Regions from separate parts of the Homo sapiens genome. Here regions 1 and 2 are each linked to region 3. The links are chromatin contacts, found by Hi-C in ENCODE. All regions are on one chromosome and are shown on one strand. The core of a region is the stretch at or near the end of the contact, and the rest is flanking DNA. Distances in the headings are between cores, read along the strand shown.

Evidence for each region. A loop is a pair of places that touch in the nucleus more often than their neighbours do. Pooled maps may share reads with other maps.
Region 1: a loop to region 3 is called in a pooled map, with 2.2 times the contacts of the local background. The contact joins the promoter of TXNRD1-AS1 here to the promoter of IKBIP in region 3. A Hi-C loop is called at or near these places in 7 of 50 pooled maps.
Region 2: a loop to region 3 is called in a pooled map, with 7 times the contacts of the local background. The contact joins the promoter of APPL2 here to the promoter of IKBIP in region 3. A Hi-C loop is called at or near these places in 2 of 50 pooled maps.

The regions. Positions count from the first base shown.
Region 1 is chr12:104,279,543-104,282,242 of GRCh38, forward strand. TXNRD1-AS1 (TXNRD1 antisense RNA 1) reads right to left here and starts at 1,301. Exons shown (of 2, transcript XR_007063431.1): 1 at 742-1,301. All of the region lies in intron 3 of TXNRD1 (thioredoxin reductase 1), which reads left to right. RefSeq lists a silencer at 2,529-2,700.
Region 2 is chr12:105,234,894-105,237,593 of GRCh38, forward strand. APPL2 (adaptor protein, phosphotyrosine interacting with PH domain and leucine zipper 2) reads right to left here and starts at 1,281. Exons shown (of 21, transcript NM_018171.5): 1 at 1,066-1,281. The coding sequence starts at 1,119. RefSeq lists silencers at 860-1,109, 1,160-1,299 and an enhancer at 1,164-1,664.
Region 3 is chr12:98,643,500-98,646,199 of GRCh38, forward strand. It overlaps IKBIP (IKBKB interacting protein), which reads right to left and starts at 1,289. Exons shown (of 3, transcript NM_153687.4): 1 at 1,024-1,289. The coding sequence starts at 1,202. It overlaps APAF1 (apoptotic peptidase activating factor 1), which reads left to right and starts at 1,791. Exons shown (of 27, transcript NM_181861.2): 1 at 1,791-2,336. RefSeq lists enhancers at 7-634, 635-1,261, 1,262-1,889 and silencers at 1,466-1,665, 1,986-2,195.

The DNA of each region.
Region 1 (2,700 bases), core at 51-2,550, 5.6 Mb after region 3:
AAGATGAAGAAGCAGAGAGGCTTAGTAACTTGGCTTTGCAGTTAGTAATAGAACCTGGATTTGACTTCAAAGTCTACACTGCATAATAAGGGTATATTCAACAGACTTTGGTTCTGCAATTATCTCTTTTTGCTCCTTCTTTGGAAATTGCCAAAGTTCCCTCTACTGGATTATTCCTTTAGCATAAAAACATGCTGTAATAATTTCCTTCTTAGACAAACCAAAAAAACCAAAAAGTCTGGCCAGGCACGGTGGCTCACCCCTGTAATCCCAGCACTTTGGGAGGCCGAGGAGGGTGGATCACGAAGTCAGGAGTTGAAGACCAGCCTGGCCAACATGGTGAAACCCTCTCTCTACTGAAAATACAAAAATTAGCTGGGTGTGGTGGCATGCACCTGTAGTCCCAGCTACTCGAGAGGCTGAGGCAGGAGAATTGCTTGAACCCAGGAGGCAGAGGTTGCAATGAGCTGAGATCGTGCCTCTGCACTCCAGCCTGGGTGACAGAGTGAGACTCTGTCTCAAAAAAAAAAAAAAAAAAAAATTCCTCTATCCTACATCCCTCTTTAGCTCCTTTCCTATTGTTGTTTTGTTTTGTTTTGTTTTTATAGCAAAACCCCTTTAAGAGTTGCCTATACTTACTCCCTCCATTTCCTTATTTTCTGTTTCTTGCTGAACTTCTTCTAATTAGGATTTCTTACCTACCACCATTTTCATAAGTGACCTCCATGACTCAGCCCTTACCTTATAGGATTTCTTGGCAGTGCTTGAAATAGTTGATCTTCCTTTTTGGAGCACTTCTTCATTGGCTTCTGAGACACCACACAGTCTTGGTTTTCCTCCTACCTCCTGCCAGCTCCTTCTTAGGCTCCATTGCTGGGTTCTTTTCCCCTTTTGCAGTTTGAGCGTGCCAGGGCTCTGTCCTGGGCCATCTTTATTTCTCTAAATACATTAACTCCTGGGTAATTTCATCTAGTCCCATGGAGTGACAGTTAATTTTATGTGTCAACTTGGCTAGCATACGGTGCCCAGTTGTTTGGCAGATAAAAGCATAGATGTTGCTGTGAAGGTATTTTTTAGATGTGACTTACAATGAAATCAGTAGGCTTTGAGTAAAGCTAGTGACCCTCCATAATGTGGATGGGCTTCATCCAATTAGTTGAAGACCTTAGAGAAAAGATGGAGGTTTCCCAAAGAGGAAGCAATTCTGCACCCAGACCACCGTTAGTCTCAAGATTGCCACATCAATGCCTGCTTGAATTTCCAGCCTATCAGCCAGCCTTGGAGTTTTCAGACTTATCAGCCCTCACAACTGTGTGAGTCAATTCTTTAAAAAAAAGAAAAGAAAAAAATCTCTCTATATATACATGTATCCTATTGGTTCTGTTTCTCTGAAGAGCTGTGACTAATACACATGGTATTAAATATCTTTTATGTTTGACACCAAATGTTTATTTCTAGCCTTGACTTCTCCCTTGAACTCCATACTTACATATCCAACTGCTTAGTCAACCTCTCCATTTGGATAATAATAGATCTGTTAACCCATACTATGGATTTGTCCCAAACTATTGTTTTCCCCCACCTCCCATCTTTCTTCCTCCTCTCTGGGTGTTCCTGCTTTTCATTGAAGAGTGCTATTATTTACCCCATTGCTAAAGCCAGAAATCTAGCGTTATCATTGATTCTCTTTCTCTTACATCTCTTATTCCATCCATCTGTACAACTGTACAACATATATCTGTGCAATTAGCTTTACCTTCAAATGTATTTTTTAACCTCACTAATCAGCCTTTATCATCTCTAGCTTGGACCAGGACAGTAACTTCCTAGCAGGTCTGTATATCTCCATATCTCCACTTTTTTTTTTTTTTTTTTTCTTTTTGAGATGGAGTCTCACTGTGTCGCCCGGGCTGGAGTGCAGTGGTGGGATCTCGGCTCACTGCAAACTCCGCCTCCCGGGTTCACGCCATTCTCCTGCCTCAGCCTCCCCAGTAGCTGGGACTACAGGCGCCTGCTACCACGCCCGGTTAATTTTTTGTATTTTTAGTAGAGATGGGGTTTCACTGTGTTAGCCAGGCTCATCTCAATCTCCTGACCTCGTGATCCGCCCGCCTCAGCCTCCTGAAGTGCTGGGATTACAGACATGAGCCACCGAGCCCGGCCATATCTCCACTTTTAAGTCCCTGCCCTCCTTAGCCTATTTTCCACACAACTGAGCAATTATTTTATCATACAACAATCATTTCCTTCTCTTCTCTTCACACTCTGGCATCTTACCACATTTAAAATGAAATCCAAAATCCTGACTATGGCCTGATGATGGATGTGACCCCTGGCTATTCCTCTGACCTCACTTCCTACCACTTTTTTTCTCACTCATTAGGCTTTAGACATACTGGTTACTTTGTGGATTCTTGGATAAGTCAAGCAGACTCCTAGCTTAGGGCTTTAGTATGTTGAAGCCAGAATAAAAATGTGAGACAAGTCTCTAAATTAAAATTTTTTATTTGGAAAGAAAGAATAGCAATTTGGGGCATATATGCAGACAGGGTGGTCTTCAGTATGTCTGAAGAACAAAGAGAAGGTTAGAGGTTTTAGAAACAGGAGAGCTGTTACATATTGCTCTTCAAGAAAGTTCTTTGGGACTAGTTAGGGTTTGGGGAGCTAGCAAGCTCTGGTGAGTGATGGCAGTGGGCAAAA
Region 2 (2,700 bases), core at 31-2,530, 6.6 Mb after region 3:
TCTACACTAGGAGGATCACAAAAAATGAACAAAAGACACCTATGCATACAGCCCTTCGGACTTATTCTGAACTGTCGATGTAGGTAAATCCATACAAGGATCATCCTGGGAAGTATTATTCACTTAGAAGAAAAAGGGAAGGAACCCCAAAAGAGAGGGGAAAGTGTGAAACGAAAATAGGTTAATCTTATTCTAAGTTTTCAAGAGTTGAGACACTAGGAAATAAAGGCACTTATTTAAATAAACCCGGGATGCTGAACCAGGAGTGTAGGTACGAAGCTGGAGAAATGTTAAACAAAGGAGAACAAAAGACCCCTGGGGAAAGATGTGCTGAATTATGAACTAATGTCATCCTGCACTCATTTGCTATATTTACACACCAGTTTTCATCTGCAGAGCTCAAAGGACTTGACTCTCATCTCGAGTGTGCTAATGAAGTTCCCTTGTGCGACAAATGGGGCAGGTACTGTATTTTTCTCTTCACTAATGGGAAAACGGTGCCAAAAGGAGGCCTGGTACCGCCGGAAAAGAGATCCAGGCCCTCTGCCTCTCATTCTGGCTGGCACAAGTCTCATCACATCATTAGGAGTAGCAGTAATAAGACTGACTCATTATCTGTACCGGACATTGTCTGCTGACAACTTTACAGGTATTTCTCATTGACTTCTCCTAACAACCCTATGAAGCAGGCACAATTATTATTCCTATTTTACAGACGACAAAACTAAGGCACAATAAGGTGGTTTTCCTGAGGCACTCAGCTACTACATGGAATCAAAGTTTAGATCTCGCAGACTCAGTTGCAGCTGAGCTTGCAGGGGGGTCACGACATCAAGACTCCGGCCGCGGGGCTCTCTCCCCTGTTCCACAGCTCTGCCCCGGCTCAGGACTCAGGGCCCGGCCCGCCCCCTCCTCAGCCCGAGAGAACCCGGTGGGAGGCGCCGCGAGGGGGCCGGGCGCACTCCCGCGGCTGCCCGGCCGGGGGCGCGGCCTCCACTCCGGGGCTGGAGGGGCCTCCTCGGCCTCACCCCTGCGGGCGAGGGGCACCGGAGCGGCGGGAGGTACCTGGGGGCTGTCCTGCAACGCCTCCTCTAGCAGGAGCTTGTCCACGGCGGGCATGGTGCGGCGCGGCTCAGCCGAGGGCTGGGTTGGAAGGACAGAGGGCAGGAGACGCGGCGGCCGAGAGCACTCCCCGGCTCTGGGCTCAGGCGACGCGGCGGCCACTCCGTGCCCGCGGCGGCCCCGCGCGCGTCCACGCCTGGCCAGTGGCCGCCGCCGCCTGCCCGCCGGCCCAGCCCCCGGCCGAGCCGGATCAACAGGAAGTGTGGCGCGCCCGGCAGGGAAACCGGAAGTGTGGTGAGCTCCGGTCCCGACACCGGAAATGTGGCGCCCGCGCTTCCGCCTGCGCTCGCCGGCTCGCGGGGAGCGGGGGGCTCTGGGTGCCAGTCCCGTTGCTGAGGGAACCCTTCGGGTGTTTGTTCTCTGTGCTGAAGGTCCGTCAAGTCAATGCATATGAAGTCCAAAAGAGGAACTCGAGGGTAGAAAGATAAGGTTTTATCTGCTTATGGCTACCCAGAAAGCCTTTTGAGTTGAAGGAGCGAACAGATTTTTTCTTTTAATGGAAGGAAAAACCCACACTTCCCACACCACTTTTTCTAGATAAATTTCGACGCCCCTGAAACAGCTCTGAGAGCAAAGAGGTCGCCTATGCTATGGGAACAAAGAAAAGAGGAGAAAAGCTGGATAACTGACTCGTCTGTGATAATCAGAAATAACCACTTTGGAAACCACAGCTATTTGATGTGGTCATAATTAGGTCTCGTCCTCCTGGTTTATGTTTTGTGATTTTGGAGAATTTCATAATCAAATGTTTAGAATTGGAAGGGCTAGATAATCTAGGTTCCAGTGTTGTCATTTAGAGATGAGAAAATGGGACCCAGAGAAATAAGTGGTCTGCCCAGGGTCAGTTAGTAAACGCCAGAGGAAGAAAAGAAGGAAGGGAGAGGGATGGAAGAAGACTGGCAAGTGGAACGTGACACCTTTTTACACGGAAGGCAAGGGTTTCTGAAGTTCCTTCTTTAGAAGTTAATAAGACTGGCCGGGCGTGGTGGTTCACGCCTGTAATCCCAGCACTTTGGGAGGCCGAGATGGGTGGATCACGAGGTCAGGAGTTCAAGACCAGTCTGGCCAAGATGCTGAAACCCCGTCTCTACTAAAAATACAAAAATTAGCCGGGCGTGGTGGCATGCGCCTGTAATCCCAGCTACTCGGGAGGCTGAGGCAGAAGAATCACTTGAACCCGGGAGGCAGAGGTTTCAGTGAGCCGAGAGGGCACCACTGCACTCCAGCCTGGGCAACAGAGCAAGACTCCGTCTCAAAAAAAAAAAAAAAAATCATGCAGTATGTGTGTCACCAAAATCAACAGAGGGGATATGGTAATATATAAATTCTGCATTCTGCAGAGACCTCTTAGGTATATCAAGACCCAATCTGCATTGCTGACACCTCTGACAGTCTAGTATAGTAGCATGCTGCCTGATCACTTGAAAACTCCAAGGCCATTATTCCCTTGGTCTGGCCAGCGCCAACCTGACCTGAACCATTTTATGGCCTCCATCTACCATATTTTCCTCCACAGTATTCTTTCTTCCCTATTCTTTCTTGCCTCCACCATACTCTTGTCTTCCCTATAGGTGGAAT
Region 3 (2,700 bases), core at 39-2,538:
AAGGCTGGGAAAATAAAATTCACAAGTTGGTTTTTTTCTTTTTTCTTTTTTTACGAGTTGGTTTTAAGGTTATTTCTAATATTCATTTTTCCTAATGACACCAATATATCGCCATTTACCTGATTTTAAAACTGCAACTGGTTAGTTTTAAGTGAACACAAGTGCTATGTTTTTGTAGCTTTACCATATTCAATCTGTAACTTACTTAATAAAAGACCTTAAATTCATAATGCATGCACGGTGATCAAAATATGAGCACTCCTCCAAGCTCTGCTACTATAACGTTTGCTCCTTTGGGAGCATAATGATATGGTTTTCTTTTTTTTTTTTTTTTGAGACGGAGTCTCGCTCGGTCGCCCAGGCTGGAGTGCAGTGATGCGATCTTGGCTCATAGCAACCTCCGCCTCCCGGGTTCAAGCGATTCTCCTGCCTCAGCCTCCGGAGGAACTGGGACTACAGGCGCCCGCCACCACGCCCGGCTGATTATTCGTATTTTTGGTAGAGATGGGGTTTCACCATGTTGGCCAGGCTAGTCTCGAACTCCTGACCTCAAGTGATCCACCTGCCTCGGTCTCCAAACATAATGATCTGTTTTAAGGTTGCAAGTATTTCCATTAGGTATTTATGGGGTGAGTAGGGTGGGGCAGATGTGTCCCGGAATGGGGCACAGCGGACAGGAAGTAACGGTTTATAACAACGTGAACGCTTCTGACGTGTAGCGGGAGCTTCAGAAAGCGTGGCCGAATCTGCAGCTCTTAACAAATGGCTCGTTCCCAAACCTTAGCCTCAACTCCTTCTGAGCGATAGGGGCATGCTACCAGCACGGGGGGAAATGAGATACAAGAAACGCCCGAAAGGGAAAAACAAGGCTGGGCTGTTTCCTTCCTTTGGGGTCAAGACAGAGGCACAGAAGGCCCAGGTCTGGGAGGTTGGATCACCTCCGGCTGGATGTTGAGCCGGGTGGGAGCCCAAACAGCAGGGGGCCCACAGGAGGCCGGCCCAGGCAGCCTCGCGTCCACTTACCAGGCCAGGCCCAGGCACGTCCCCAGCGACAGCAGGCTCAGGCACGTTCGGGGGTCTGCCCAGCCCCCGCCTCCGCTGCTCCGGGCCACGGGGGTCTTCCCGCCCTCGCTCCGCTTCCCGGGCTCCGCAGCAGGGGCTCCCTTGGGCCCCGACTTCTTCCGGCTCTTCACCTCAGACATGTCTGGAGACCCTAGGACGACAAGCCCAGGGCAGCTTCTTCACCAGGGGGAGCAGGACGTGGCCGCCTTGGCGTTCGTGGGAACCCTGGGCGGTGACCGCGCCCCCTCACAGACTTGGCACCGCCCAGAGCCCAGCCCCTTCCCTCTCCCCGGCATCCTCGTTGCTTCACTGAGTCTTTCAGCTGCCAGCTCCATAGTTCCCCTAGGAGAGGTGGGCGGCGACCTCAACCCACAGCGCCTTCCACTGCGATATTGCTCCAAATCCGAGGAAATTCAAACTCCCGGGCGCGCGCAGGCCGACGGGACCCGAGGAGGAGGGGCAGGACGAAGGGGTCGCGCGCGCCACGTCGGGCGCGCCGCCGCTGCCCGAGTCCGGCATTGGTGGGAACGCGGCGCGTCCCTGAGGCTTAGCCACGCCCCGTCCGCGGGGTAGGCGGGCACTTCTACGCGCGCGGGCATGAGCCGTGGCAGGAGTGCGCGGCGGCAGCGGTGGCCGCCCCTTGGGGCTTGGGGTGTGTTTATTTGCATAAGCGGGCGCGCGCCGTCCGGGCTGGGTGGATCCGGCGGGATTTGACTGCTCCGCTGTCCAGAGGCGGAGAAGAAGAGGTAGCGAGTGGACGTGACTGCTCTATCCCGGGCAAAAGGGATAGAACCAGAGGTGGGGAGTCTGGGCAGTCGGCGACCCGCGAAGACTTGAGGTGCCGCAGCGGCATCCGGAGTAGCGCCGGGCTCCCTCCGGGGTGCAGCCGCCGTCGGGGGAAGGGCGCCACAGGCCGGGAAGACCTCCTCCCTTTGTGTCCAGTAGTGGGGTCCACCGGAGGGCGGCCCGTGGGCCGGGCCTCACCGCGGCGCTCCGGGACTGTGGGGTCAGGCTGCGTTGGGTGGACGCCCACCTCGCCAACCTTCGGAGGTCCCTGGGGGTCTTCGTGCGCCCCGGGGCTGCAGAGATCCAGGGGAGGCGCCTGTGAGGCCCGGACCTGCCCCGGGGCGAAGGGTATGTGGCGAGACAGAGCCCTGCACCCCTAATTCCCGGTGGAAAACTCCTGTTGCCGTTTCCCTCCACCGGCCTGGAGTCTCCCAGTCTTGTCCCGGCAGTGCCGCCCTCCCCACTAAGACCTAGGCGCAAAGGCTTGGGTAAGTTGACCTCCTCGCTTTTCTCCCCGAGCCAGGTTCTTTGGAGGCTTGGTAGCTGATTTCAGGGACTGAGAATTTGAGGACATGGAATATTTGATAACCATCCTGCTCCTGTACCAGGAAGAGAAATTCTGTAATGAGGAAGTAGTAAACTTGGGGTTTTCGTGGATAAACGTGCGCTGTTTTCTGTTTTACGTCCATGAAGAGTTTTGGCTTTCCATTTTGTTGTGGGTTACAAAAGGTTTTGAGACTTAGTTCAGATAAGTTGTGCAGTTTTAAAACGTATTTAAGATTTGCATATTTTAGTTTAACAGGACTAGGTGAAATTGGAAATTAGTTTCAGAAAACCAGAGTGTCTTATTTG